Linked DNA regions of Mus musculus: region 2 is linked to region 1. Evidence: chromatin loops called from intact Hi-C (ENCODE). Cell type or tissue: heart. All regions are shown on one strand. Each heading gives the region's core, and the rest is flanking DNA. Links, peaks and the distances in the headings are about the cores only. Region 1 holds the start of Ctf1 (cardiotrophin 1). Region 2 holds the start of Ccdc189 (coiled-coil domain containing 189).

Region 1 (15,264 bases), core at 2,363-10,362:
TCTGAGGTGGGCAGGTGCTCTTAGCCAGAGACACATTTACTTGTGTGGTCACTGATGGCTGAGTGATATCAAGCTGGCCAGCTCTCTTCCCTTACTCCTGACCTCCTCATCTGCAAAGTTATGTGTTACTGGCATAATGTTATTGTGCCCTGTGTAAAGACTGTCCTTGTATTATTCAAATGCTGATATCTGTGCCCCATATCTGGCTGCAATCCTTATTCTGAGAATCTCCTGTCTCAATGTTATATAAACACTGCTCCTCAATTATTCCCTGATTGGTCAATAAGGAAGCTGATCAACCAGTGACTGAGCAGGGAGAGAATAGGGCTGGACTTCCTCCCAGCCAAGGGGGTAAGAAGAGGAGAGAGGGGAAGTGGGGATTTACCTTGGGAAACAGTTGAGGAGACAGCATGAAAGAGCACCTAGAGTCCAGAGAGCCAGCTCAGAACTAACATACAATTATCACTGGGATTTTGACTGGGAGGCAGCCAGATTATTTTAAAGGATTAAAATAGAGTGATACTGCTGAGTTGTTGTCCCTTTAAAACTTGTTAAATAAATGTAGTAGTCCAGTCTCAATAATTTGGGAGCTAGCTTTGTAAGAGGAAAACTGCAACAAACCCTTTATTAAAAAGCCACTAGTAATGTGCGGCGGCTCTGTTTTTACTGGACCTCACACACATACACACACTCACACAGGGACACAGTCACATACACACAAGATATACACAGACACACACATATACACAGGATACATATAGACACACATAAACATACATACACACACAGGATACACACAAACACAAACACACACACACAGGATACATACACACACACAGGACACCCATACCACACCTAGAACCTTAGAGAGTCATTCTTCTGGAACCAGTTCATGCCCTGTGCTCACTTCAGCTCTAGTCTATTCTGGTGCTCTGTCCCATGGGCTCATGGACCCCTAAAACTCCTCTGAGTGTTGGAACCAGGATCTATTTTGTAGGTGAGAAAATGGAGTCCTAGAGAGGGATAATTTGCCTTTGGGCACTAAGCTAGTGAGTGCAATGCTAGCATCTGGAAGCAGCTCTGTGGAGCTCTGTTCTAGAAGCTCCTAGCCTCATGCTTACTCGCCTCTAGAGGTAAAACTGGCCGCTTGCTTTCTGAGTCTTGAGCGTTCACTTGCTTGACCCATCTGGTTACCTGTTTCCATTCTGAGTGGAAAGGACAGAGATCTCATTGGTCAAAGTTTGGCCTGATCATAGCCCTGTCCCTTCCTAAATTACATAGCTGCCTATTCCTGAAACCCTAGAGTTTACAACTCTTCTGCTGCATCCTTCTTTAAAGCATTACAGTTATAAAATCTCAGTTCTAGGCTAGGTGTGGTGGCTCACACCTTTAATCCTGGCACAGAAGAAGCAGAGGCAGGTGGCTCTTAGAGCTCAATGTCTGCTTGGTCTACAGAGTGAGTTCCAGGACAGCCATGGCTATAAAAGAATCCCTGTCTCAAAAAAACCAAACCAAACCAAAAATATATCTAGGTTCTAATCTTATGCCCTGCATATTGTTGGATACCCTAAATCTGTTTTTCTACCTGCAAAATGGGGGTGTGAGATTAGGTGACCTAGGCAGGCGGATTTCTGAGTTCGAGACCAGCCTGGTCTACAAAGTGAGTTCCAGGACAGCCAGAGCTACACAGAGAAACCCTGTCTCGAAAAACCAAAAAAAAAAAAAAAAAAAAAAAAAAAGAAAAGAAAATACTTAGTGTATTTATTTAAAAGCTTATATAAGCAGTGTCAAGTCTAACATGGTAGCACATGTCTGTTAGAAGGTACGAGGAGGATTGTGAGTGCAAGGCACTTTGGATCAAACAGCAGAACTCTGCTTGCTTTCCTTCTTTCTAAGATTTCTTTATTTATTATATGTGAGTACACTGTAGATGTCTTCAGACACTCCAGAAGAGGGAGTTAGATTTCATTACAGATGGTTGTGAGCCACCATGTGGTTGCTGGGATTTGAACTCAGTCGGTGCTCTTAGCCGCTGAGCCATCTGTAACTCCAGTCCCAGGAAATCTGATTCATTTTTCTGGCCTCCAAGGGCACTGGGCACACACATGGATATTGCATCTAAGCAAAACAACCATACACATAAAATAATTCTTTTAAAAACCAAACCAGGGGCTGGCGAGATGGGTCAGTGGTTAAGGGCGCCGACTGCTCTTCCGAAGGTCCCAAGTTCAGATCCCAGCAACCACATGGTGGCTCACAACCATCCGTAATGAAATCTGATGCCCTCTTCTGGAATGTCTGAAGACAGCTACAATGTACTTACATATAATTAATAAATAAATAAATAAATAAATAAATAGCAAAAGAACCTATGTTGAGCATGGTGGCGCATGCCTTTGATCCCAGCACTTGGGAGGCAGAGGTAGGCGGATTTCTGAGTTTGAGGCCAGCCTGGTCTACAGAGTGAGTTCCAGGACAGCCAGGGCTACACAGAGAAACCCTGACTCGAAAAACAAAACAAAACAAACAAACAAACAAAAAAAGCAAAAGAGCCTGTGAGTCTTGGTTTGTATGGATGAGATGAGAAGAGAAGCTACTAAATACTGTGAATAAAAACATCAGAGGCGGGGCTGGTGAGATGGCTCAGTGGGTAAGAGCACCTGACTGCTCTTCCGAAGGTCCGAAGTTCAAATCCCAGCAACCACATGGTGGCTCACAACCATCCGTAATGAGATCTGACTCCCTCTTCTGGAGTGTCTGAAGACAGCTCAGTGTACTTATATACAATAAAAATAAATAAAATAAATAAATAAAAAATAAAAAATAAAAACATCAGAGGCTGAACATAGTACACTCTTTCGGTCCCAAACTCAGGTAGCAGAGGCAGGCTAATCTCTGTGTGTTTGAAGCCAGCCTACATACAGACGTACACAGGGATGGATACACAGTGAGACCCTGTTTTAAAAATAAAGGTGATGGTGCACACCTTTAGTCCTAGCATTTGGGGGCAGGGGGGAGGCAGACGGATCTCTGAGTTCAAGGTTAGCCTGGTCTACAAAGGCAGGTATATCTCTGAGTTTAAGGCCAACTTGAGTAGTGCACTTGGACTGAACATGAAGGAAATAGTCATATTGTTCATTGATATTAATAGGTAGTGGTCATCACTTATACACATGCTAGATGCTATGTTCATTTTTATGTGTGTTATTCCTATTGTACTGCACTGTCATGCAGAGCCATGGATTCTTGTGACTCAGTGAGACACAACTGATAGACAGAGGATAAAAGGGAACCTATAGTCCCCTTGACTACCTGTGCAGCATCTGAAGGGTGGTGAATGGTAGCTTCCTCTGGGACAATGCCAGTCTCAGAGGGAAGATGTTCACCCAGACATTCCTTCAGTCCCCTTACTTCTGTCTCTCACCCCTGCAGCTCCAACACCAGGGCAGCCCCTTCAGTGACCCCGGCTTCTCAGCTCCTGAGCTCCAGCTCAGCACCCTGCCTTCTGCAGCTGTCTCCTTCAAGACCTGGCATGCCATGGAAGATGCAGAACGGCTAAGCCGAGCCCAGGGAGCCTTCCTGGCCTTGACCCAGCACCTCCAGCTCGTGGGGGACGACCAGAGTTATCTGAATCCTGGCAGTCCTATCCTGCTGGCCCAGCTAGGAGCAGCAAGACTCAGGGCCCAAGGCCTCTTGGGCAACATGGCTGCTATCATGACTGCTCTAGGGCTGCCCATCCCTCCAGAAGAGGATACTCTGGGGTTTGTCCCTTTTGGGGCCTCAGCCTTTGAGAGGAAATGCAGAGGCTACATAGTGACCCGAGAATATGGTCACTGGACAGACCGGGCTGTGAGGGACTTGGCTCTCCTCAAGGCTAAGTACTCAGCATAGAAGGTCAGCCTTCTATCAGAAGTCCCAAGAATTTCTCTTTCAGAGGACTCATTACTGCCTTACTTCTGCATTTGGGACTATTTCCTGGAAGCCAAACCTCTACTCCTTATTGTCTGGATCTTCCTGCCAGGTCCTACAGACTCCTTTCCAGAAATGGGGGAGAGGGGTATTCTGGATCTATTTGATGGATCACTAAACCAACATTGATTTATTTACTTCCTGGTTGGAAAAAAGAGCCCTTCTGAGGAGGCTTTACTCTAGGGGGAGAGCATTTGGCGTCCTGATGTTCTTTTTTTTTTTTAAGATTTCATTTATTGCCGGGTGGTGGTGGCACACGCCTTTAATCCCAGCACTTGGGAGGCAGAGGCAGGTGGATTTCTGAGTTCAAGGCCAGCCTGGTCTACAGAGTGAGTTTCAGGACAGCCAGGGCTACACAGAGAAACCCCGTCTTGAAAAAACAAAAACAAAAAACCCCAAGATTTTATTAATTATTCTATGTAAGTACACTGTAGCTATCTTTAGACACACCAGAAGAGAGTGCCATATCTTACTACAGATGGTTGTGAGCCACCGTGTGGTTGCTGGGATTTGAACTCAGGACCTTCGGAAGAACAGTCAGTGCTCTTACCCGCTGAGCCATCTCACCAGCCCTGTCCTGGTGTCCTTTTTCTTGTATTTGAGGAAGTCCAGGGTCTTGCTTCATGTCTCTGTCTACCTCGATTCCTGGGTGAAGATCTGGCCTTTCTGAACACAGGTTTCTTTTCGCTGGAGTTCCTTTCCTTGGTCTACCTCCTCATTGATGGTTTCTATTGAGCTCTCCAGTGTTGACAGCCCAGTGCACGTCACAGCCACCAGGACTCATGTTGCAGCTCTTTCCTGCTAGGGAGACCCACTTTGGGTTCAGAACTGACAGCTGGGATCCCTGGCCTGTGCCTTTGTGGGTATGGGGCGGGAAGGGGAACCTCGTGGACTCTAAAAATCCAATTCTCCTCAAGTCACTCTCCCCACATGGAACAACTATGTTTCATAAAAGTTTAGTTTTATTGTTAAACATTTTATTTACAAAAATTAATTTATTCTCAAATAAAACTCTTTAAAGATGTTTTTCTGCCTTTCTCTCTCCATTGACCAGCCTAGGGCGGTATGAAAGGGAAGGACCTCAAAGGGGGAGGGATTTGCCTACAAAGGAACTGGTGGGAAGGTCCTAAGGTGAATGGCCTTGCCACCAGGGGACAAGTAGGCACTTTTCTGGTCAGTAAAGAACAAAGAAACTGAAGGGAGAAAAATTGTCACCTCCATGAGACAAAGTAAGGGTTACACATACCCATATGGATCACAGGGAGACAGATGGGGAAATTGGGAGTCGGAGGCAAGTGGATCTCTATGAGCTGGAGGCCAGCCTGGCCTACATAGCAAGTTCCAGGCCATCCAGAGCTATATGGTGAGACCCTGTCTCAACAACAAGCAAGCAAGCAAGCAAGCAAGCAAAGAAAGAACCAAGAGACAAGGAAACAAAAAGAGACCTCTCGGAGACAAAAGTGTTCAAGACTGGAGAGAGACAAAACGAGAAACTGTTGGAAAAAAGAAGCTCCCTGCAGAGAGGAGAGCAGAAGAGAGAGACCACACAAATGCAGAAAGATAGGGACAGCCCAAGAACACACAGGACACAGATGGAGAGACAGAAAATTTGAAGCCAAAGAGGCGAGACAGAGCGAGCTTACAAGAAAAAGTATTCACTCTCAGGCGACGCCCCCTGGCACCAGCTGGCCCAGGTCGCCCTCTGTGCGGCTCACCCACTCGCCATAGAGGCCGCACACGTGGAACCCCAGCACCTTGGCTGAGAAGATGCCTGCAGTGCTGTTGGCCGTGAAGAGGGTGGCGACGGTGACGGGCTCTGGCCCGGGCCCGCGGGCTGCAGCGCCCAGCGCGGCCAGCACTGTCTCCACCGCGGCGCCCAGGGCCCGAACCTGGCGGGCTGCGTCCTCCAGGCTCCGCAGCAGGCGCGGGGCGCGCGGGTTCAGCTCCGCCTGGCGGCGGCGGACGGCATCCAACAGCGCGGGCAGCACACTCAGGGCGGCTGCATCCTGCCGCAGCCGCTCGGACACCGGTAGCCCTGCATGGCTCGGAGCCGGGCCACTCAGGCCGGCCAGCGGCAGCCGCGGTGGTGAGAAGCCCGGCAGCCCAAAGGGCTCTCCCTGTTGCTGCACCTGTGGAAACATGGCCACGGGTCAGCCGGGCTCTAGGGACGGTGATAGGGGCTTGTCCACTCTTAATAGCCCTCCTCCCCTCTCCTGGGGCCTTAGTTTCCTCATCTTGCAAATGACAGAGCCTACTGAGATAAAACCAAAAAAATGACATGGGCATTGCATACCCAATGTCTTTGTTTCTCTAACAGCCAATAAGAGCACCAGTTTCAGAAGTGTGCAGGGTCTGAATGAAAGTGTGGGTCCCCAGGAAGCACCCAATAAATATTAGCTATTTTTAAGTTATTATTTACTTGTTTATTTTGAGACAGGGTCTTACTATAGCTTTTGAGGCCTGAAATTTATTACTGAGTCCAGGCTGACCTTAAATTCATAGGCCTGTCTCTGCCTCCCAAGTACTGGTGTGTGTTCTCCCTTTTTTTTAAGTGTATGTATGTTGTGTGGGAGAGTATGGTATCACACTGCACATGTGAAGGCCAAAGGACCATGGAGTCAGTTTTCGTCCACCTTCATGTGGTTTCTGGGGACCAAACTCTGGTTACCAAATTGCCTAGCAAGCCCTTTTACCAGCTAAACTGTATCTTCAACCCAGACTTGGGTTTGACTCCTTTCTGCCACTTTACTAGCTGTGACGTCTTGCAAGACCATTCCCCTCCTTTGGCTTCAGCCTTCTGATCTTTGAAAGTGAGCAATGTCCCCTGTTCTGTCTTGCTATCAGACGCCTCTTGAGGACCACAGAAGCCGCGCAGGGACCAGGTCAGACTCCTTTCCCCTAGTTGACACCTCCTTCCTTCCCTTAGTTGATAGCCATCTTTTGCAGGCACAAGTGAAAAACAAAGGTGATTTCTAATTTGTCAAATGCTGTGAAAATACTATTTATCGTTGGCAAATTCCTTGGTGCAGGCTTTGTGCTTGCCACTTTGGATATTGTATCTTCCTAAAAGTGAGAATGACAGTGATGGCTTTGTAAACGAGGAACTAGGGGCCACTGAGATGGCTGCCAGTCTCAGTTTGATCTGTGGATCCATATGGTAGGATAGAGAAGCAAATCCCTTATGTTGTCTCCTGACTTCCACGGACACAGCATGGCACTTGTGTAAAACCACAGACAGGCACACAAAATAAAGGAATACAATTTTTTTAAGAGAGAGAGAGAGAGAGAGAGAGAGAGAGAGCGAGCAAGCTGAATACAAAGAATGATTGACAGCAGGCTACTCACCCAAAGCAGCAGAGCAAGTTGGTAAGTCTACAAAGCTTGCTGTACCATCCTACTGCCCCTGTTACCATGGTTACATTTTAATGTTACCATTACCACCAAAGTCACAGTTTAGCAACCCTACAGTCTGTCTGAACCAAAACACCAGCCTTCCCCTGCTACACTATGTTTAATCTGGAGGCCAGGTCCTGACGGTTGGCAGGTCCCTTTCCTCTGTAAAAGGACCCCCCTCATGGGAAGAAATGTTGCCCCTGACTGACACCTCTTCTTGGCTTCTCTAAACGTCCCCCAAGTGGGAGTGTTCATAGCTCATATTGTCCTGCTGTTTCATTTCACAGCCCAAAGAGTTGAAACATCCAATCACACACACTGAGTCCAAATCTAGGTTTCCTGACTTTCAGAGTTCCCTTTGTCTCCTCAGAACGGCTCCAAGGATGGAGCCTCCAAGCTGAGGCACAGTATCATTTGACCACTGATGGGTCCTGTTGCAGGATATTTGATTTATGGTTCAAAGAAAACCTAACTGTTAGCAAAATACACAAGCTAAGAAAGATGATGAGTTTGTCAGATGCAGTTAGGTGTGATCTGCAGAGATGCACTTTGTGTGTGCCTGTCAAAGCCTAGTCCTAGTTAGATAAGAATGCTAAAGAATGGAAAATTCCTGCCGATTTTAAGGCAAATTTGCTCTGTGACCCAAGGCAGTCACCTGGCTGGCCTTGAGCTGCGCCACCATTAAGGTGAAATGGTTGTTTGGGCCCCCCACTGACTTGGCTTGGAGCCCACCCCCACTATGGTGACACAACTCAGCCTGCTATGGATACAGGAGAGGAACTAGAGACTTCTTTATAGCAATTGGGCCTTTGAGAGGGAGTCACCTTTTGAAGGCGCTCTCTCCTTTGGCTTGGGTAGGAAGCTCTCTGGGCTTTTACAGGAGCAGCTGGCAGGACACGGGTGAAACAGGATTCCAGGGAAGAGCTAGGGAGCCCTCCTGAGTTTGGAGGAGCTCAAAAGGAAGGTAAACTAGTTTGGTAGAAGGACAGCTAGAAAGAGATTTCTAAAGAGCTAGCAGTGTAGGCCAGGCAGTGGTGGTGCACGCCTTTAATCCCAGCACTTGGGAACAGAGGCAGGCAGATTTCTGAGTTCAAGGCCAGGCTGGTCTACAGAGTGAGTTCCAGGACAGCCAGGGCTACACAGAGAAACCCTGTCTTGAAAAAAAGAAAAGAGAGAGACAGAGAGAGAGAAAGCTAGCAGTTTAGTTGAAAAATCAAGCTTGTAAATAGATATTTTGTAAGTAGTTAAGAAAATAAAATTCCCTAAGTTCAAGGGCTTATACACAGCTCCCACCTCATGTCTCTTTTATGGGTACAGATATTAGTTACATTTAAAAGAATAAATATTACAGGGTCCTTTACTGTGTGGCCAGAAGAAAGTTAACATTCCCCTCAGAAACTTTTGATTTCCACTGCTGGGGCTGAGATGGAAGAAATGGGTGGCTGAAGACATCTGTGAGCAATCACCCTCATTCCATGCCCCAACCCTACACCTCCTCACATATTCCTCCACCAACCTACAACTCCTCACATATTCCTCCACCATCCTTAGACCTCCTCACGTATTCCTCCACCAACCCTACAGCTCCTCACGTATTCTTCCACCAACACTACATCTCCTTATATATTCCTCCACCATCCCTGCATCTCCTCACGTACTCCTCACGTATTCCTCCACCATCCCTACACCTACTCACGTATTCCTCCAGAAGTTGTTCTGCATATTTGGTCAGGAGGCGGGCAAGGTTGTGTGTCTGGCGGATCTTGGCCTCCAAATGGGGTAGGAATGAGATTGAGGAGTCAGTCTGGTGGTCTTCTGGTGGGAAAGAGAAGGAAGTGAGAGGTTATAAAGGCAACCAAACCCCACTCCTTAACCATCTTTCCCAAGCTGGCTCTCCCTGAACCCAGAGTCTCTGCTCTGGATGCTAATATTCAACCTACGAAGAATCTGCCCCATCCCAGGCACCAGATCTCCACCAAGCAGTTTCTCTACATAGATGTCTCTCCTGTCCTCAGGTCACTATTGAAATACTACTAGGACCAAATTCAAATACCTCCTTCTTAGTGCTGCCTCCAAGTTCTCCCTATTCTCAAATCAATTTCTTCCTTCCACTTTAGGGAATTTGTTCATACTTCCAAAGTAGCTTCTTTTATCCGTGTGAATCTGTCTGATCCTGAGACTCCTCACTCTACATCACCGATACTATCCAGAAACTCTTTAAGGTCAAAGTTCACATATCTTTGGATTTCTCCAACTCTTGTTTGAATTCAGTCAGCATCTCTGAAGCACTGAACGCGCCTTTCCGGCCCCTTGTACAGATAGAGAAACCGAAGACCTATTCCCTTCATGTTGCTCCTATGTGACCTGCTAGGCTCAGCAGCATCAATGAATCAACGACAGGATGGCCTTCCCTGTTTAGAGGGTGGTGCCACGGGAAGCCGACTACATTTCCCAATATGTATGTTGCCGGGACCCCAATGCATGCTGGGGAATGTAGTCCTGACCCGACAATCCCCTCCGTCGGAGTTTCCCACCGCCAGCCGAGATCTCCGAAGCCTGTATTTTGAGCTCTCGTCACTTGTAGCTTCTTCGAAGATCAAAGACTTCCTTAACTCGGCCTCTCCCTCCAGTCTTTCAGCTTTGACTCTTTCCTAATTCTCAAGAAGCACTATTATCCTGTTCCAACCCGACCCCAGCCCCTTTTCAGGGTGTACTCACCCATATATATTCGGTGATCTAACCCCTGAACCCAAGGCCCTGAAGCCTCAATTCCTTGCGCCTGCTCTTTCTCCCAACTCACCCGCTGGTTACCTGACACCGGCGTCTCCTCTCCCCCGCCCAGGCCGTTCCCCTCCCAGACTTGGGGGTGGGGTGGTGCTGACAGACATCCAAACCCCAGCTTTCGATCCCCCCGACTCCTATTCACCAAGGACACAGGATCAAGTCATTCAACCCCTTACCCAGACTTCCCTCCCTCTGGCTCATGCTGGCCCCAGGCTTATCCAGGTTCCCTCAACACACCCCTCCGGGGGAGGAGGAGGGGAGGGGGAAAAAGGGGGAAAGGGCTAGGGGCGTGGCTCGGGCTCGGCCAATCATAGTTCAGACCCCAAATATTTCCTTCCCACCATTACTTTCAGTCAAAATTCCTTGGCCCAGAGCTCAGTAACCGGCTTGTGAGCTTAGACTGGGAAGGGGCCAGAATTGGGAGGCAGGTGTTGGCACAGTGAATGGGAACTTGGGCCTTTAAGGCAGTTCTGTGTCCTGTTGGGAGGAGACTCAGGCTCAGACCTGAGGTAGAGCCTGTTTATTGGCTGCTTTGGAGGGAAAAGCTGGGAAACCTGAGAGGAAAGGTGCAAGGCTGGCAGGAGAAGAATGCAGGCAGGACTTCCTTTTTGGGGAAGACAAAGAGAGGCCAGGGAAGCCTTGTTTAGATTAGGGTCCACCTAAGGCACGCACCCCCTGGTCTAGTTATCTTAAATGCCTTCTAATTTCTCTGTCACACTGATCAGAAGTGAGACTGTTCCTCACCTTACCGTTAGAGACCCTCGCACGCACACATCTGTGTGTGTACTAAGGCATTCAGACCCAGCCTTCTACACAGGCAAGCACGAGCTTCAGGGAGGTCACACCCGAACAGCAACTCATTAACGTTGGGGTAGACACGGAAAGGACTGGACACACTTGCCTCTATAATTGGTTCCCAAGCACCTACTCTTGTCTTTGGCTCTGGCACAGAGAGGACCCAGATGATGAGGCGTCAGATGAAGGAGTATAGGCATATATTTTTTTTCTTTTTGCAACCTACTTTTAATAAACGTTTAACCTCTCCTCTTGCCCACCACCCATGAGAGGCAGTGGAAGAGAAAAGTTGTTAGAATATGGGGGAGGTGGACCTTCTCAGCAATAGTTCTTTGGGGGGCAAGCTTGGTCTCCTTTGTCAGCAGTTCAGTCCCATAGCAAACACCAAACACTCAGCAGCTACAGTCCAGTCCTCTAGGCAGGCAGACGCCATGCACAAACCAGCAGCTGTAGTTTAATCCTGAAGAAACTGCAAGGCTCACCAACTGGCCCAAGGCCACTGAAGCAGCAGCTGCCACAGGAACCTCAGGAGCAGCTCTTGGCTGGGTTTCTCTCAATGGTGGTGTAACCACAAGTTGAGCTCAACAACAGTATGTAAGGTGAACCAATACACTCGTGTTCTTAGGGAAGTACAGCAAGGCGGAGCAAACCACACCAATGCTCAGTGTCCCACTGACCCTGGGGTCACATTTCTACTCCTTCATCATGGGACCTTTCACCTGTGTCTGCTTCAGGACAACATTCTTTCATGTGTCTGCTTAACAAGACATCCTTTCACCTGTGTGCCCCAGCAAACTATCATTTGATATAACTGACTTTCCAAACCAGAAGTTTCCACTTGAGTGGAGCTTGTGAGAAAGGAAACTGGAAAAGCCTGCGTGAGAGGGTTAACACAAGCAGACTGTCAGAACAAAGTTCACTGGCAGAGCACACCATAGGTGAATGGTGAGGCCACAATGTCAGCAGTGGCCACACACACACACTAACCAGCAGTATGTATTGGGTATTCATGTGTGCCAAGCACTATCCTGAATGCTTGTATATACACATTAACTCATTCCATAATAGAGGAGGCAATGAGACAAATGACTTGCCCACGGTCACGCAGGTGTGACAAGCAGAGATTTTACTTCTTACCGTTTGGAAACGCTGCCAGTCATGGTGGACATGGTCACACCAAAACGTCACAGACACCCCTCACACACATAGCACAGCAGACTCGTCCTATCTAGTGACAGCGCAGCTTCAAATAAAAATCATGCGAGACACTCTCATCTTCTTCCCTTTCATTTGAGTGTGTGTCGGGGCCATGTGTGCGTCTGAGTGGGTGCTGGAGGAGACAAGAAGGCATGGACTCCCCTGGAGGGGATTTACAGGCAGTGCGACATGGGTGCTGGGAACCAAACTACTATTCTCTGGGAAAGCAGTAAGAGCTTTTAACCAGGAAGCCACGTCGTCGTCTCCAGCCCCCGCTTTCTTTCTTTCTTCTTGAGATTGGGTCTTACTATGTATCTCATTATTGGACCAGGCTGACCTCAAACATGTAGAGATCTGTCTGCCTCTGCCTCCTGGGTGCTGGGATTAAAGTGTGAGCCACCACATCTGGCCTTTTTTCTTTTAAAGGAAAAACCAAAACGTCTCTCATTTATTTTGCCTGTGTATGATGTGTAAGAGGTGTGGAGGTCTGAGAGCTGTCAGGAGTGGGTTCCCTCTTCTATCACATGGGCTCCCAATTTTTGAGCTTGGGTCATCAGGCTTTGTGGCAAATGCCTTATTCACTGAGACATCTTGACAGCATCCATTTTAAGTAAACCTTTAGCTGAACTATAATAGACACAAGAAATATTACACAAGTATTAAATGTACATCTTGACAGACTTAAGACCAGTGTGACAAGCGGGTCCCAGAAACCCCTTCTTTTGCTTGGTAGTCCCAATAGTGATCACTGTCCAGACCCCCCCCCCAAAATGTATTTGTTTTCTGTTATATATAGAATTATATGTAGGTATGTATGTATATAATTCTAATTATTCTAATTATTATTCTAATGCATGCTGTCACATCTGACTTCTTTCATCCAAGATCTCTCTTCACTGTTGCACATAGCTGGACTCTGGTGATTCTGGCTGTTCTGTCCGTGTCCATGGTAGAAATAGGTTGTAATTGCTTTTCCATTCCATTCTTTTTTTTTTTTTATAAAGATTTATTGTTATAGCTGTCTTCAGACACAACAAAAGAGGCCGTCAGATCTCATTATGGGTGATTGTGAGCCACCATGTGGTTGCTGGGATTTGAACTCAGGACCTTTGGAAGAGCAGTCAGTGCTCTTACCCACTAAGCCATCTCGCCAGCCCCTTCCATTCCATTCTTTGTGTTGTTTCCAGGTTGTTGCTACTGTGAAAAGAGTCCCAAACTTTCCAGTATTCATATCTTGGTGTTCATACAGACACCACATTTTGTCCTAGTGAGGTTTCTAGTGATGTAATAAACACCATGACCAAAAGCACCTCGTGGAGGGAAGAATGTAGTTCAGCTTGCAGTGATAGTCCGTTATGAAGTCAGGGAAGGAACTTAAAGCAGGAACCTGGAGGCAGGGACTGAAACAGAGACCTTGGAGGAATACTGCTTGCTGACTTACTCCCCAAAGCTTGTCCAGCCTGCTTTCTTAGAGTGTTCAGAGGTGGCACTGCCCTCAGTGGTGTGGGCTCTGCCACATCAACTACCATCAAGAAAATGGCCCCACAGACTTACCCATAGGGCATCTTGATTGAGGCCCTTTCTCCACCAAGGTTCCCTCATCCCAGCTGACCTAGTTTATGTCAGGCTGACAAAAAACTAGGCAAGCACACATTTCTTCTGTTGAGTGTTGATAGCTTGGGAGTGGAAAGTGTTGGAAAACGGGGTTGGTATAAGTTTTTCACTGGAAGACTATCAGTTTTCCAAAGTATCTCTACCAATTACACAACCTGATTCAAGGAATGCCAAGTTGCTCTGCTACCCCATCTACATGGTCTTTCTCATTCCCGCCATTCTGGCTGAGGAGGCCCGCTCTCCACTCGCAGCGTCTGGCGCGTACTTGGCACTGTTCATGGGACTGTTCAATGAATGAATGAACAAATTAAGTTGGGCAGCGTAGAATCAAACAGCCTGGAGAGGGCAGACGCGCGCACAGAGCATTTCAGGGACGCCCACCCGCCGCGGACGCACACCAGGACAGTCCCTCTCGCGCACCCCTGAGCCCACGTGGCCGGAACGCACCGCCTCGCTCGGGCCGCGCGCGTCCAGCCGCACAGCTGCCCCCCAGCTCTCCCTCTCCGTGGCTGGCAGAGGGCGCTGTGCGTCCGTGCGCCCCGAGGGGCGGGCCCGGGCCGGGGCGGGGCTGGCCGGGCTTCCAGGCCGGGGCTCTAGCAGCCCGCGCCGCCCGGGCCGCTCCGGGGACGGGCCGGGGCGGGGCGCGGTCTTAGGAAGCCAGGCGGGGACGCGCGGAGGCGTTGGGGAGCGAGGGAGGGCGCGGCCAACTCCCGGAGGGACGGCAGGCCGAAAGAGCGGCGCTGGGGCCTGGCGCTCAGCCTGAGATCGCCGGACCACAGGCCGCCCCGCCACGGGCTCTGTCCCGGCCCCAGCCCCGCCAGCATGGCCGGCCGGACCGTGCGGGCCGAGACCCGGAGCCGGGCCAAAGATGACATCAAGAAGGTGATGGCGACCATCGAGAAGGTCCGGAGATGGTGAGCGCTGCCCCCGGGCCAGGGATACAGCCAAGCCACCTCCTCCAAACGCGTCCGCCCTTTCCTGGCCCGCTGCCCCCGCCCACCAGCTGTGCTCTGAATCGACAGGGCGCCCCCTTTCCCCGGCAATTCCCAGAGGTCTACAAAGCGTGGTCCGGAGTGGTGCTTTCCCTGAGCGGGAGCCCTCATCTATGCCCCGCCCCCTGAAGCTTTTGACACTCTAGCAAGCTTGGCCCCGGGTCTTCATTGCCAGAGTCCCTGGCCAGGCCTTGGTGGCGCCCTGCTGAGTGCCCCAGGTGTCTGCAAAACCGCAGCTCCAAGTTATATCCGTTTCTGCTTTGCCCTGGGGTTTGAGGGCTCTTTCTGCTTCTGTGCCAGTGTTAGCGAAGCTGTCCCTACCCTAGCACACCTCCCTGACCTCCAGTCTGTGGGGCTCATCCTTGGGCCTCCCTGATCCAGTCTCCTGACCTCCCACAGGGAGAAGCGCTGGGTGACTGTGGGAGACACTTCCCTTCGAATCTTCAAGTGGGTGCCTGTGGTGGATCCCCAGGAGGAGGTGAGCAAGCCCCAACCCCCAACAGGCCTTGCATCTGTGCAG
Region 2 (15,264 bases), core at 2,781-10,780, 130 kb after region 1:
CAGTCTGGCGATGCCTGCCCAGCTTTTCATCTCTCAGGCTCTCTGTGAGACAGGTAATGTACCTGTCTCCTGTGGCAGCCTGAGGCTCTGAGAAAAGAAAAGAGCTCAACTTATTGCATCTAGCTAAGCGCCATGGGTGAGTTGGTCCAGTACCCCTCTGAGGCCCACTTCTATCCAAATCCCACGACGTACCAGCCTGCTCGTTGGCCGCAAGGTTCTGTTCAAACTCGATGCGCAGCATCTCGTACTCCTTGCGTACCTGGGCCAGGGTGTCTTCCAGCTGGATAACTTCTGTGCGCAGCTTCTTCTGCAGCCCCAATTCATCACTCTGCAGGGTTGGGTATGAAAGACACACAACCCTATGAAAATGCAACTACTCAGTACTAATCGGAAGACCTGATTTATTGCTTATAAAAAAAATAAAGCTGCCAGGAAGGATGGTATAGGCCTCTGATCCTAGCACATGGGAGGTAAAGGCAGGGAGATCTCTGAGTTCAAGGCCAGCCTGGTCTACAGAGTGAGCTCCAGGACAGCCAGGGCTAGACACAGAAACCCTGGCTCAAAAAGAAAAAGAAATAAAGCCAGCACTGGTTATTTCATTTTCTCATGTTTCTCCAGGAAAAAAAAAAAAAAGAATTTTGGTAAATGATCCTAAGACAGATAACTACTCTAAGCATGGTGATGTGTGCCTTCAATCCCAGCACTCAGGAAGCAATAGCTTGTGGATCTTGTGAATATCTTGCACTGAAGGCCAGCCTGGTGTGCACAGTGAGTCCCAGGCCACCCACACCTATGTACTGAGACCCTGATAAAGAGTGGTTGAGAGCACTGGATGCTCTTCCAAAGGACACGAGTTTGGTTTCCAACCATTACTGGGAGGTTCATAGCCATCTGCAACTCCAGTTCCCTGGATGCTGTTTTCCGGCCTCAGAGGGCACTGAGCATGTAAGTGCTACACAGATGAACATGCCAGCCAACACTCATACACATAAAAATGCTACGCCATACACATACATAGCATGAATACACATATGCCATCCTTCCCAAGTCCTAAAATATTTGGCAATCCAGCTTAATCTCTTTAAATGTTGACATGATCAAAGCCTAACAGGAATAACCTAGAACTCGTTTGCATCACTGGGCAGAGCTGCGGCTTGCACCTGCAGCAGACAACGAGCCCTGGGGGCTTCCCGTGCCCTCTCACTGCTTCTCTTAAGAGAAAACGTAGACTTTGACTGGAGACAGGTTAACTGTAAAACCATTACCAGAAAGGGTTTGAACCATTACCACTGTGACCACTGAAGGGAGAGGGAGAGGCACTGAAGGTGTTTAAAGCAAGCTCTTTCTTGTGTGGTCCTGGACCCAGTTAGTCCCGCAAGCAGGAAATGAAGTTTCCAGAGCACACACTGCTCTAACGCACAGGACTTGCTACCAGAACCAGGTGCATAGGAAAAAACCCCAACAGAGCCACCTCCTTTCTATACATCTTAGGCAGTCTGTGCTCCACTCAGCGGGCTTTGCATTGCACGCTGTGTATTTGCATCGGAGTATTAAAGAAATAGTAACTCTTTGGTAGCAGTGGTTCAAATCTCACTTCAGCTCATTGTTCTCTTAGCCTAGGTCTTACAAAAACAGAGGAAGAAAAATAGAAAAGCCGGGCGTGATGGCGCACGCCTTTAAACCCAGCACTCGGAAGGCAGAGGCAGGCAGATTTCTGAGTTCGAGGCCAGCCTGGTCTACAGAGTGAGTTCCAGGACAGCCACAGAGAAACCCTGTTTCGAAAAACCATTAAAAAAAAAAAAAAAAGAAAAATAGATATATCCCCTAGTCTCACCTCTGGCCAAGGAACAATCTATGCCCAAGGGACTCTCAGCAGGTCCACAAGACCCCTTGGAAGCTGAGGAATGTCTCAAGTCTAAAGATCTAGTCTCATTTCCAGCCCTCCTCCAAGACCATACCTCCATATGTTCAATGTGTCTCAAGTGGGAGTTCTTGGAGGCCAGCAGCAACCCCCGGGCCTCATCGAGCTGGGTCTTCACTTGCAAAGACTCATTGTAGAGCAGGGAGAACTGTGCCTGCAGCATGCGGTACTCCCCTGTCTCACGAACGACCTCCTCAGGAAGGCTACGCAGGGCCACCTGGCGGTGAAATGTCCAGAAGGGTTGTGTTAGCAGCAGGATCGATCTGAGGTTAGTCCTAGCCCTTCCAGTCCTAACCACAGCCGACCTTGAGACGCTCATTGGTCCGAACGGCTCCCTGAAGCTCCGCCTGCAGCTTCTCCAGCTCTGCCATTCGGCTATTGGCCAATTCCTGATTTTCTTCCAGCTCTGCATTCAACATCTCAAACTAGGAAGTGGAAGGGGCTGTGGTAGGCAAGACCAGGATGGGCAGTATTTTCCCCAGTCGTCCAGCACGCACCCCACCCAAGCTCCTATAAACTTCCAAAGCAATGCGTTTTCTAAGGGCTCTTGGGGGAATAGGAGGTCAGCCCTGCACAGGACTATCTACTAACTACCAACGTAACTACCAATGTAACTACCAACTAACTACCAACGTAAGCACTGTCTATTCCTCACATAGAACCTCATTTCCACGGAATCTTTATTATTCCCTCATAAGAGAAAGAACTGAAGTTTAGTAAGAAAACGTTTGATTTGAAGCTAGGTAAGGTGGTGCAAAGCCTAGAGTTTCACCACTTAGAAGGCAAGTATGGCAGGATCAGTCTCAGTCACTCTCAGCTACACAAGTCTGAGGCCAGCCTGACCACATCACAAGACCTAGCCTCCAATACAAAGAGGCAAAACACAAAGGGATTTCACACACATTGAAATACAGCATCAAGGCAGAAAGAGATGCTCAGGGAAGGGCAGCGCCCACGGGCCTGGGCTTCTCAAGACAACGTAAGCTCCCGCTCCCATTCGTCCTCTTCAGCCCGCCTAGCTCCTAGCAGTTAAGTTCTGCAATTATTTAATAAACAAGTGTAGAAAGGAATGAAAAAAAAATGTGCAGCAATGCCAGGAAACGGACTCTGATGAAGATGCCTGCCCTCAGGAAAGTCCGAGGCAGACCTGGAGGGGAGGGGGAGGAGGCTGCTTACCTTCTGCATGCTGAGTGTAATCTGGCCTCCCTGAAAGCCTGTGGAGCTCCCAGACACATAGTAGCCGGAGTTGAGCTGCAGAGAAAGAAGACACAGTGGATGCAAAGGGCAGAAACCGGGGCCCCAAGTACTCAATTTGGTCCCATCCACTCTCGTACCTGCTCCAAGGCCTCTGCCAAGTGCTTATTGAGCTTCTGTTCTCGCTTGCGCAGCTTCTCAATGTCCCACTGCAGGTCCTCCACTGTGGTCTCCATCTCTAGGACCTTGGTCTCTGTCGATGTCACTTTATCTTGGAGCTCAGAGTACTAGGGGCAGTGGACAGTGGCCTGTTTCCTGAGGTCCTCGGATAGCAAACCCAAACCCTGCCCAAGTTCTAACCGCACCCAAAGCCCAACTCCTACCTCCAACGAGATGCGGTGGTGTTTCTCTTGCAGCTGAGTGGCCAAGTCCTGTAGCCTACGGTTCTCTCTGCCTAGCTCCCGGGTGCGCACCCGTGCCACCTCCCCAGGGGCCTCACTGTCCCCTGGGAATGCAAAGCCTGGATGAGAGCCAAACCCTGGATAACCAAGGAAGAACTAGCTGATCCCGGAGTCCCTGGATAACCAAGGAAGAACTAGCTGATCCCGGAGTCCCTGGATAACCAAGGAAGAACTAGTTGATCCTGGAGTCCCTGGATAACCAAGGAAGAACTAGTTGATCCTGGAGTTTCTGTGCTCAGTGTTATGCACCAGCTATCTCACCAACTGCTTATGACAAACTCAGACTAAGCTAGCTCACAGAGGGACCATTCAGCCAAGAAAATGGACACTAGGGAGGAGAATTAAGGGCAGGAGGAAAAAACCCCTTGCCTCAAAAAGCCTGGGCACTTGCCTCTCAGTGTAGTGGGACAATAGCTACCCCTGAGGTTGGTGCAAAGTTCCAGAGAGCCCTCCTGCTGAAGGGCTGTGACCCTGCCAGCATCAACAGCTCCTCCAGCCGTCTCTCTAGAGCCCCACTTCAGGAACTAAAGCTGAAATCCCCGTCTGAACTAAGTTGTCCCAACAAGAACAAGGCTGACATTTACTGGGGACTCTGAACAACGCAGGCCAGGGTGGATTTCTCAGGGTAGGGTCCACAGAACTAACCCCGGCTGTATACTCGCTGACAGAGTTCTTCCACCTGCCGTTGCAGGCGGTCCGAGGCCTCGACCACCCGAGACACGGCAGCCTTGGAGAATTCCATCCGACCCTGCAGCTGCAGCTCCACTTCCTCACAGCTGCTGGCGCCCAGTGCCACCACAAAAGCCAAGGCCGGCTCACTGAGAGGGGCTCGAAACTGCACTGGCAGCGGTTCTGGAAGGGACAGAGAATCCTCATCAGAATGAAAGGCCACAGCAGGGACCATCAACCTCTACCAAGTCCCAGAATAAGCTGCTTGGTATTCCATGGCTGCCGGGTGGTGGTGGCGCACACCTTTAATCCCAGCACACTCTGAGTTTGAGGCCAGCCTAGTCTACAGAGTGAGTTCCAAGTCAGCCAACATTACACAGAGAAACCCTGTCTTGAAAAACCAAAATAAATGAATTAATTGATAAACAGAAAGACTTCTGCTTCTACTTTTCAGAAGGCTGGGATTATGAAAATCCAATTAGATTCTAAAACTTTGTTCATTCCATTAAAAAAGAATATTAAAAAAACCAAAAAAAAAAAAAAAAACAAAAAACCCATGTTTTTAAGACAGAGTCTCACGATGGGCGTGGTGGCACACGCCTTTAATCCCAGCACTCGGGAGGCAGAGGCAGGCAAATTTCTGAGTTTGAAGCCAGCCTGGTCTACAAAGTGAGTTCCAGGACAGCAACTTCTGCTTCCCAAGTGCCGGGCATTTCGGTAGCCCCACATCAAAGTCACCTCCTCCTCAAAACCTTTCTGAGAACATAAGCTCCCCAGGGCCCTGGTCCTACCCCTCAGATCTGATGTCCCTGGGTCTGGTCGAGGGATCACATCACGGGTCAGGCCCTCTTGGCACCCAGGCACCTCTGTCCCTGAAGACAGTTCCCTCTGGTTCTCGTAGCACTGGAGGAGGGCTTCTACAGTTTCATCCAGCTGAAAGAAGAAAGAACAAGAGGTTAGGAATGCCTCAGGGCTTCTCCCAGTAGGACGCTCGCTCTTCAGGCATCCACCTGGGCCCAGTAGCGGTTGACGATGAGGAGTGTGGCATCATCAGTGGCCTGCCTCTTCTCCAATTTCTCAATTCTCTCCCGGAGCTCATCCTCGCAGGCTTGCCGCTGCTCCAACCGCTCCGCCAGCTTCTTGTTCTTGAACTGCAGTACCTTGGAATCCATCTCCTCCTACCAGAAGGGAAGAGGCAGAGTGTCGGGCAGGACCCTGAACCATCACTGACACACAATAGGACAAGGATTAGACTGAAAGGGGAGAGGTATATAGCAAGGCTCAGACACTTGCAAAGAGAATATGCTAGTCATGAGAGCTTCACATTCCGTTCCTGCCCCTACCTGTTTCCAACTCAGACACATCACACAGGACTTACGGGAACATATGTGCGCATAAGTAAAAGGCCAGAAGGGACTCCGTAAAGTTGTTCTCTGATCACATTCACGCCGTTGGCACACCCACCCTCACCACCCGGTTTGTGTATATACACACGAGCACACACAAGATTCCAAACACTTTGGGCGCAGGCCAAATGTGACTTTCGCAAAAGCCCACCAACCGTGGAAGAAATGCCGCCGAGACGAATGGGTTCGATTAGAGTGGTCGTGGTCTTCTCCTCGCGGTTCATCTTCTTCTCTGGGGGTCCTGAGCCCCCGTCGCCGGCGGCGCGCTTGTTGCTGAGGCCAGACATAGCGGCGGTGGCGGAGGGGCAACTCAGGGCTCTCCGGGGCTGGCAGGCGGGTGGAGGCGGCACTTCCGTCACCTGCAGAAAACAGAGAGCTGAGCTGTGGATGCGTCTGGAGCTCCGCAGTCCTGAGCGTCCCCCTGGACATATCTCCCGGACCCCGCCCCCGCCGGACGGGGGTCCGCACTTACCGTAGGGTCAGCCAAGCGCCACCATCTTGGATTTCACCGGACGTCACCGGCCGCCAGACGCACAGCGCAGGCGTCAGAGCCGCTCCGGATGTGGCGAAACTTATTTCCTGTTTCTATTGGTAGCTCTTGGTTCCTCCTCTCGAGTCTTTTAGTCCCACCCCTCCAACCCCGCGACGGACTGTATTTCTCTTAATGATTGGCCAGCAGGCGGTTCCCATAGTTACTGACCCCGCAGTTGCACTAGGAGATGGAGGGGTGGAGCCTTTGCTGCTGTTCGGGGTACTCGGTACACGACCCCTTGTAACTCCAGATCCAGAGGATCCGTCATCCTCTCCTGGCCTCCGCGGAGCCCTCCCGAACATCCTGTACATATGTGCGCACACGCACGCACAAACACAATCTTTTAAAGATTTAAATTAAATCTTTAAAAAGACCGACCCTCAAAAGCACCCTTACAAGCAACTTCTAAGAGGCACGTGCAACTCGTTACGCATGCGCTCTATCTTTTCAATGATTGGCGTGGGCTTGTACTTTCTACTTTCCTTAACAACGGTCACCGGGGAGACAAGTTGGGAAGACGCCCTCTGCGGATTGGCTGCCTCTCGCTTCACCGCCTCTGAAGAAACACTAGAAGGGGCAGGACCGGGCTTTGCAGTGGGAGAGCTGGCTGTCCCAGAGCCCAGGCTGGAGAGCCCTTGACTGAGGCTAAGAAGGACGAAGAGATGATTACCCCCAGTTCCAGCCAGAGCCTGGGAATGAAGGTGCAGATGGAGTCGGAACAATCTCCCAAATTGCAGGAGGAACTGGACAGGAGTCCCAGCTCGGTGGACGGCTCGGCCATAAGGAACGGAACAGACATGCAGACCGAGTCGCCCGCAGAAGCCACTAGTAGCCCTGTGGAAGTGGCTGAAGATCCTGGAGCCAACTTGTTCCCGGTGAGGGCGGGACAGAGTTGTCCTCTAGTGAATACTTAGGTTTCCCAAAAAAGGTGCCGCCAGTCATTACGTTTATCAACATTAGGGAATTTCCTGGAGTTGCTTTGATTGTAAATAGGCTGCTAAATAGTATTTCGAGCCCACCGAAGCCCGGTTTTACCTATTTTGCTATAGTTAAAATTATAGCACACTCAGACCTGCTAGAAATTCATGAGGTACTAGGGACTAGGGGATACATACTGTCGTATCTATTTGTCCCATAATCTGTCTTCTCTCCGCAGCCACCACTACCCCAGCCCCGGATCTGTATGTGGTGAGTGTGGAGAGCCCAGGGGAAAAGTTACACTTCTCATTTGTATTACTCCTGTAAGGTGTCCTCAACAGTCCTGTCCAGCCAGGGCTCTCCAGTTTTACAAAGATGAGACTGAGAAGTGCTCAAGGTAACGAGTCACCAGCGTGCCAGGTGCCTCAGTGTAAAGTGGCGGTGTGAGAAGGGAGGCAAAGGCAGGAATGTACACAGCTGCAATGATGGAGCACTGTGCACACCGATGCCAAGGCCCAGGGGACTTCATCAAGGTCACACAGAGCAAGACAAGGACTCAAAGTTGTTTTTTGGGGGGTTTTCAAGACATTGTTTCTCCTTGTAGCTTTGGCTATCCTGAAACTCACTCTGTAGACCAGGCTGGCCTCAAACTCAAGAGATCCGCCTGCCTCTGCCTCACAGTGCTGGGTACAGTGAGTGTACCACCACTACCTGGCACAACTCTTTTCTAATCAGTGGGTTTATAAATAAAAAAAAAATCTGCTAAATCTACAGACTGGATTCTAGACCATGATGTTCCCCGTTGACAGTGAAATGATTTGCTAAAGGTTCCTTAGCAAGTTCGCCAAGTCTCAGCTCCTGATCCCCACTGAAACTCTCCAAGTTGCAGCCCCATCGGGGAAGTTGTATGAACCACCAGTGATTTGTCTCATCTTTTCCTGACAGGAAATACCTGGACATCCATTCTATGCACAGACTGGAGAAGGCAGCCACTGTGGAAAAGATGAGAGAGTATGGGTTTGAGTTGGGCGAGACTGAACTCTTGGGAGGGGAGACACAAGAAATGACAAACTTTAAAGTATAGAGTGAGTGTCAGGCAATGGAGACGAGAAGAGGCTTGTGTTCAGGGCTGCAGAGGCAGCTCAGCCATTAACAGCAATGGCTGTTCTTCCAGAGGACCCAGGTTTGGTTCCCAGCATCCACATAGTCTATAACTCAAGTTCCAGAGGATCCAATACCTTCTTCTGGTCTCCATGGGTACCAGAAAAGCATGTGTTGCACATATACAGGGAAACTACCCATATAATAGAAATAAATCCTAAGGTGAGGTGGGGGGCGGGCGAACCCCTGCTGTCTGTCACTCATGCCTCTTCCACCCCCCCCCCCAAGGGTTCTTGCTGAGCTCTTGGAGCTTGGCTTTCCTGAGCAGAGCCTGCGGGATGCCATTATCTTGGACCTCTTCTCCCACGCACTTATCTTCTGCCGCCAGCAGGGCTTTTCACCAGAGCAGACATCAGCAGCCTGTGCCATGCTCCAAGATCTTCACAAGGCCTGTGTTGGTGAGGAGAGGGAGGTAGCCACCAAAAGGTTTGAGCCCTAGGAGAGGAGGCTGGGCTGGCAGAAGTGACCGTGGAGAACTAAAGTAGGGAACCTGCAGTCTGGGATTTGTGTTCCACCATAGGTGGTATTAATGTACCACATTTATCACCTTTGAGAGCTTCCCTTATTAAGAAATGAAACACATAGTACTAATATTATGGGTCTGTTCTGAGAAGTATCTAAATAGGGGGCTGGGGATATAGCCCACTTAGTAGAGTGCTTGCCTAAGTACAAAATCCTGGGTTCACTTCCAACCCTGTGTACTCAAGTGAGGTGGCACATATCCATAATCCTAGCACTTAGGAAGTTTCTTTCCTAAAAGGCAGATGAGTCAGAAGTTCAAAGTTAGCCTGGGACACGTGACACCCTGTCTCAACAACAAAGTACCTTCCCAATGATGCCGCGTGTGGTAGCTCAAGCCTGACACACCTGCATTCAGGAGGCTGAGGCAGGGGCAATGCCGCTGGTTTGAGGCCAACTTTAGTTCTATACTTTCCGACCAGAAACAAAGCATCCTTCTGAGGGAAGGACCTTGTCTGTCTTTGAGTGCCGAGAAAAGTGTAGAGTGAGAATATGGTGTTTACTGAGTGAATTAACAGAGCGACCAGGACTTACTCCTAAGTCTGCCCCATTCTCCATCTCCTGCTCTAAAAGCAGAAGGAAGAGTAGGCGAGTAGGCGGGCTGACAGCTTCACCTTGTTTCCCTCCAGCTACCCCTCTGGGCAACGTGGAGGAATGCTACCGCTACTTTACCAGCGTTCTCTTTTGTCATGGAATCAGGGTCAGTACCCTGAAACGAAGCCTTCACCCAACCACAGGCAAGATCGGGCCCAAATTCCTGTTCTCTTTCCCACCATCTTCCTCTGAAGGCCACCTGGGGCTTGCCCTGCTTCTAGACAGCTGCTTTTGGCAGACTAGCTGGGTAGGCTTCTGGAGGTTGTCAGGGCACTTACGTCCCGGATTATCGTCACAGCGGCCCCCTTTCAGCATTGACCTCTTTAAAGAGGAACAGCTGCTGGCACTGGCAGACTATGTGGTCAACACCTACTTCCGCCACTTCAAGCTCTACAAATATGTCTTCACCCCACAGGTACTGTGTACAGGCAGTGAGTGGCCACCTGTCTCCCCCTTTCTCTTATGGCAAGTGCTTCCTCTCAGCCTCTCTTCCCTTGTCTCTTCAGGTGCGACTGGACCTATCTTTGACTTACACGGGGTTACAGCCACTCACGCTCTGGCCAGAGGGTAAGATGGGTACAAGTGGGCCAGGTTGGGACTGGGCCAGAGCTGGGGCCAAGACCTCTTCCTGCTTTCTGCTATGCAGAGAAAGAAAACGAGGAGATGATGGTGGTAGAGCAAGTAGCTACTCCACAGGAGGAAGAGCCGGAAACTGTGACGGAGCCAGAGCAACAGCCAAGTGAGCACATGGAAGGGTTAAGGTGCCGCGAAATGGTTGGGCCTACCTGAGCCTTGATCCCTCCCACCTCACCTCAGGCAACCACCATTTTGTCTTGTAGTGCTGGGGAGTGAGATTAGAACCATGTGCAGCAGAGTTCTACCATTCAGGGGGACAGCCTCAGTAACCCACCCACTTTTTTGAGACGGGGTCTCTCTATGTAGTCCTGCCTCTCCTGGCACTTGCTATGTAGACCAGGCTGGCCTCAAATTCCTAGAGGTCTTCCTGCCTCTGCCTCTTAAAAGCTGAGCCATCTCTCCAGCCCTTGTTTCGTTAGACAGAATGACAATGCGTATGAAGGTCAGAGGATCTTTGGAGTCCTGTCTCATTTCAGCTTTCTGTGGGTTCTGAGGGCCAGTCAGGTTGGCAGGCTTGCTTACACAGCAAGCTCCTTTACCCATGGAACCATCCTGCCAACCCTTGTTTTATTTATTTATTTTTTGAAACAAGGTCTTACTGTGTAGCCCAGGCTGGCTTTGAACTCAAGATGCCTCTGTCTAACTCCTGAGTGATAGGGTTATAGAAGTTCCACCATACCCAGCCCAGGACTTTAGTTTTAGTTCCAGTGGCCCCTATAATTTTTGAGCTTTATTTTTTGTTTTTATTTTCTCTATCTGGGAGTTCTGCTTCCATGTTTGTGTATCTGTGCATCACATGTCAGTGCCCACAGAGGTCACCAAGAGGGCAGTGAACGTCCTTGGAACTGGAGTTACAGAGCCACCACATGGCTGTAGAGAATTGCACCCAGATCCTTGGCAAGAGCAGTCAGTGTCTTTAACCACTGAGCCATGGTGCTGGAGCCTCTGGGGTGTTGCTATGTGTAGAACAGGTGGCCACAGAAAGCGAATGATGGGAGGGTGGTTTTCAATAACAAGCACAGTCTAGTGATACCAGACCCCAGGATGCCCAGTGTTAAATGTGCATATTAACCCAATCCTACCATCACCATCCATGTTTTGCACACACACACACACACACACACACCTGATGCATGCGCTAAGTAATCTGCCTGATGTCAGACGAAAGTGCAGTTAGAATGTGAATACAGAAAGTGCAGTCTGGCCACACTGCCCAACTGTCTGCCTCAGAGGAAATGGCTGACAGTTCCTAAATTGAAGCAGCATTAGCAGCGTTCCCCTCTGTGCAGCTCACTCCCAGACAACCCTTGTCCTGCCTCTCCCCTCTCCTGTAGGTGAGGTGTGCATCCTCCAGACCTACATCAAGTCCCAGCTGAGCAAGGAGCTGAGGCAGCTCCAGCAGCTGGTGGAGGAGCGGCTCAAGGAGAGCGAGGAAAGGCTGAGCAGCAAACTGGCTGCACTGGAGCAGCCGTTCCAGACACCTCCCAGCAAAGGCAAGACCAAGACCAAGTGATCCCAGCATCTTCCCCAATAAAGACCTGGGCCACAGTGTCCCATCCCCCACCTTCACGAGCACCTTCTGGGTTTCCCTGTGAAACTAGACAGCAGACATGGCACTGGCTCTCCCAGGCTTGTGGCAGGTTTTATTTCAGATGCAGCGCAGGTGGCGATAGCTAGGCCAGGCACAACCCTCGAAGAGGCTCCCTTCCATCTCTGCCCTGATCTCCAAGTCCAGAGTAGTAGGGGTAAAGGGCTGGTTTCTGTGACAAGCAGCATTCTCAGTTGTAGGCTTGGCAAGGCAGGGCTAAGGTCTGAGTCCCAAACAGTTGGAATGATAGAAAAAAAAATGTCCTCCTGGAGAGTCCTTCTTTCTGGCTTGCCCAGGGATACGGCCCTAGCTCCGTACCAGTGTAGCCTCATCCTCTGTGATGGCACCGGAGTCTCCTTCGAGTTCAGTGGCAGCAATGGGGAACAGCCTAGGAGGCTGGTGCTGGAAGAGGGCTGCCCGGTTCTGCTGCTCACCCTTCTTTACCCAGTGCCCATAGAGCCGGAAGGCACAGTTGTCGATGAGGCGCCGTACTGGCCGCAGTGCATAGGGGTCTCTCAATAGTGCATTCTTAGTTAGTGGCCGTAAACGGTGACTGCTTAAGGCCACTCGTCCGGCAGCCAGTATTGTCCACACTGCCACCTGGGAAAGGGACAGTATTAGCCCCAGTAAAACGCCCAGCACAGGGAAGAGGACAAGGCCTGGGTACAGACCCTGCTACTCTCGGGCTTACCCGGAACCGCTGGCGAGGCGTGAGGTTCCAAGGTTGGCTGCCTTCACAGCGCTCAAAGAAGGGGTGCTGCAGGGCTTGCTCAGCTGTCAGGCGCGCTTCAGGATCCACCTGCAGCAGCTTGGAGATCTAGAGAAACTTTATAGCATGAGGGTCACATCTTGGGTCTTCCCTAGTATTGTTTCATGGCCCCTACTCACCAGGTCTTTGACGGTGTTTGAACGATCATCCCACTCAGGTGAAGTAAACTGATATTGGCCTTCCATGATCATGCGTAGCATCAGGATTTGGCGCCGGTGCCAGAATGGTGGTGAGCCAGCCAGAAGTGTGAACAGGATCACCCCACAAGCCCAGCTGAGAATGAGACCATGGTCAGACTGACATAGGCAACAAGAAAGGATGACACGGAAGGGGAAGGCATCACAGAGACTTACAGATCAACTTCCTTGCCATAGCCTGGGTGGGTTTCATCCATGGAGCATTTAAGGATCTCTGGTGCTAGATACCCTGGAGTCCCGCACAGTTCTGGGGAGAGAGGCCAGAAGTTGAAGGGACTGCCGCTAGCATTCCCTGCCTGCAAAGTCTCAGCCCCCAAGCCTCTGCTGCAGACTCTCGATTGCATTAAGAACACAAGTGCACCCTTTTTGCTCCTGGTTTCCTGCTGAGCCTCAAAGCAAGGGCATATCCCCAGCAAACCACCTTAAATTCCCACTAAAGCTCACGGTGGCCTTCTTAGGAAAACCCAGTTTGGGAATGGCTTCAAAGTCTTACTCAATGACATCATTTATCTCCCCCACCTTTAAGCCAAGCTACTCATTCATCAAAACAACTTGTTTTACCACTATCTCACATACATATGTGAAAAGCAAAATCCTTTTTTTTCTAGGCAAGATCTCACTATGTAGCCTTGGATGGCTTGGAACTCATTATGTGGACCAGTGTAGCTTCAGACTCAAAATCTGCCTGCCTCTGCTTCCTAAATGCTGGGATTAAAGGAGTGTGCCACCACGCCCAGCACAAACCTGGAATTGCTTAAGAACATACTGGGGTAGTCCCTGTTAGACCCTTCTTAGGGTTTGGTCTAGTTATGATCTACATCATATATGCAGGTCTACATAGCTAGTTCCAGTACAGACATGTAGAGACAAAGTGAAAAAAATCCCTCCACAATAACCCTTCCATGATTCCCTCTCAAGGCATCAGAATCGTGTCCAGGTGCCTATGGCTCAGGTTTCTCTGTCACTTGACACGATCTGTATTTTTAGTTTCTTGTACTTCCAAGAGAACTCAATAAGCCTAAATTGAAAAGACTTTTGGGGGCTGGAGAGATGGCTCAGCGGTTAAGAGCACTGACTGCTCTTCTGAAGGTCCTGAGTTCAAATCCCAGCAACCACATGGTGACTCACAGCCATCTGTAATGGGATCTGATTCCCTCTTTTGGAGTGTCTGCAGACAGCTACAGTGTCTTAATATAAATATTAAAAAAAAGAAAAAAAGAAAAAGGAAAAGACTTCACTCTCTAGCACAGATCAGGAGTCATGAGGGAGATGGACCTTTCCCAAGCTCATTACCTTCCAGGAAGTAGGTAAGAAATGAGTGTTAACTCATGGGAAAATAGAAAAACAAAGCTTAAAGTGAACCCCAAATCACTCAAGTTAAGAAAGGTGAAGCAGGCATGGCAAAGGTATTCCAAAAAGATGTGTATGTGAAAGCCAGAAGGGAGATGACACACAGTGTCCTCAAGGCCCCCAGAACCCACAGGTTAACATGAGACTCTACAGTTCAAGTTCAAACTCTGGGCACCTAATCATAAAACAGAGACTCTGATACTATTTTCTATTGAGAAATTCTGTTAGGGAAATAAGCCACAACATAGACATCTGGTGTGACATTTGTCTCATGATAAATACCCATTATTTGTTTGCTACTAGTATATGCAGTATAAAACTATAAAGGACAAGATAGCTCTTGGGATTCCTACATCTGAATATGCTCAAAGTTTCCCTTCTGCACTAGAAGTGTGTGTGTTACGCATGTGTAGGCTCAAGGCTATGGTTGACCGTCTTCCTCAATTACTTTCTCCTTTATGTATTTAGGTAAGACTTTTCACTTGAGCCCAAAGCCTCACTGATCTGGAGAGTCTAATAACCAGCTTTTTCCAAGAATCCCCTCTTTGCTTCATACATACTGGTATTTCATGGTTGCTGGGATCTGAACTCTGCTCCTCAAACTTGCATGGCAACTACTTTACCCACTGGGCCATCTTGCCAGTCCCAGAAATTTTTCTTGTTATTACAAATGAGTCATATCAGGATCCTCTGTAGTGTGTGAAGCACTACAGAGAGGTCTTGTTTTATCCACACTTCAAACTGCTGGGACCCTCTGGCTCTACCTACTCCCTCTTTCCTCCCAGAACAAAGCCCAGATCTGCAGGCTCCTCCTCTGCATCCCTCAGGTTCATCAGGGTTCCCTTCTTCTGGCCTCCCTGGCATGGCCCTCTGCACACATCTCATCCCTCAGGTGAAGAAGTGCACTGAGCCTTTGCATCAAGAGTACCTCAGCAGTGAGCAGTCACTTTCTTTTCCTTGGTATCAGGGACTCAGTTCTCGACCTGGCCAGGCAACCTCAAGTTTGGGCCTGCTTCCCTCCCTCTGAAGAGATCTGACCTCCTCACCTCGAAGCTTCTCGCCAGCTTCCAAATGGCAGGAGAACCCAAAATCTGAAAGGCGTATCTGCATATTGTCATCTAGGAGAATATTCTCAGGCTTCAGGTCTCGATGTACAATGTTGTTGGCATGGAGAAAGCTCACTGCTTCCAGTAGAGACCTCATGATGGACCTGGGTGAGGCAGACGTCTCTGTTTCTCCCTGTACCATCCCCCTAGGCATCTCAAGGGCATCAGGGTCTACCAGTACCTGGTTTCCTTTTCTGAGAGGGCCACTTTCTCGGTGAGATAGTCAAACAGCTCTCCTTTCCG

Evidence for each region. Hi-C counts contacts between places; a loop is a spot of excess contacts. Peaks named below come from ENCODE experiments on the same cell type or tissue, not always from the same donor. Only the 100,000 strongest peaks of a DNase experiment are listed, where the experiment ranks them.
Region 2: a loop joins it to region 1, with 2.8 times the contacts of the local background. A loop is called at or near these places in 2 of 42 quality-filtered maps.

What each region holds. Positions count from the first base shown.
Region 1 is chr7:127,707,838-127,723,101 of GRCm38, reverse strand. Ctf1 (cardiotrophin 1) reads right to left here and starts at 10,399. Exons shown (of 3, transcript NM_007795.2): 1 at 10,323-10,399; 2 at 9,059-9,177; 3 at 4,914-6,098. The coding sequence starts at 10,347. The coding sequence ends at 5,631. Ctf2 (cardiotrophin 2) reads left to right here. Exons shown (of 3, transcript NM_198858.1): 3 at 3,433-4,142. The coding sequence ends at 3,891. Bcl7c (B cell CLL/lymphoma 7C) reads left to right here and starts at 14,336. Exons shown (of 6, transcript NM_009746.2): 1 at 14,336-14,666; 2 at 15,144-15,222. The coding sequence starts at 14,575. Mir762 (microRNA 762) reads right to left here and starts at 14,615; the gene lies at 14,540-14,615. In heart, for the core only: a CTCF peak has its summit at 5,931; DNase peaks (open chromatin) are centred at 5,991 and 9,821; H3K4me3 peaks cover 2,152 bases; H3K27ac peaks cover 1,927 bases; H3K27me3 peaks cover 2,386 bases.
Region 2 is chr7:127,579,671-127,594,934 of GRCm38, reverse strand. It overlaps Ccdc189 (coiled-coil domain containing 189), which reads left to right and starts at 6,340. Exons shown (of 9, transcript NM_001033040.3): 1 at 6,340-7,058; 2 at 7,340-7,371; 3 at 8,047-8,112; 4 at 8,491-8,660; 5 at 9,411-9,481; 6 at 9,674-9,790; 7 at 9,882-9,942; 8 at 10,022-10,114; 9 at 11,346-12,552. The coding sequence starts at 6,846. The coding sequence ends at 11,524. Rnf40 (ring finger protein 40) reads right to left here and starts at 6,237. Exons shown (of 20, transcript NM_172281.2): 1 at 6,124-6,237; 2 at 5,807-6,010; 3 at 5,256-5,423; 4 at 5,037-5,178; 5 at 4,222-4,428; 6 at 3,499-3,620; 7 at 3,256-3,402; 8 at 3,098-3,172; 9 at 2,227-2,346; 10 at 1,959-2,138; 11 at 193-328. The coding sequence starts at 5,938. Phkg2 (phosphorylase kinase, gamma 2 (testis)) reads right to left here. Exons shown (of 10, transcript NM_026888.3): 5 at 15,203-15,264; 6 at 14,962-15,125; 7 at 12,722-12,812; 8 at 12,488-12,641; 9 at 12,291-12,416; 10 at 11,628-12,199. The coding sequence ends at 11,906. In heart, for the core only: no CTCF peak of the experiment used is centred there; DNase peaks (open chromatin) are centred at 5,224, 6,294 and 6,694; H3K4me3 peaks cover 2,747 bases; H3K27ac peaks cover 1,797 bases.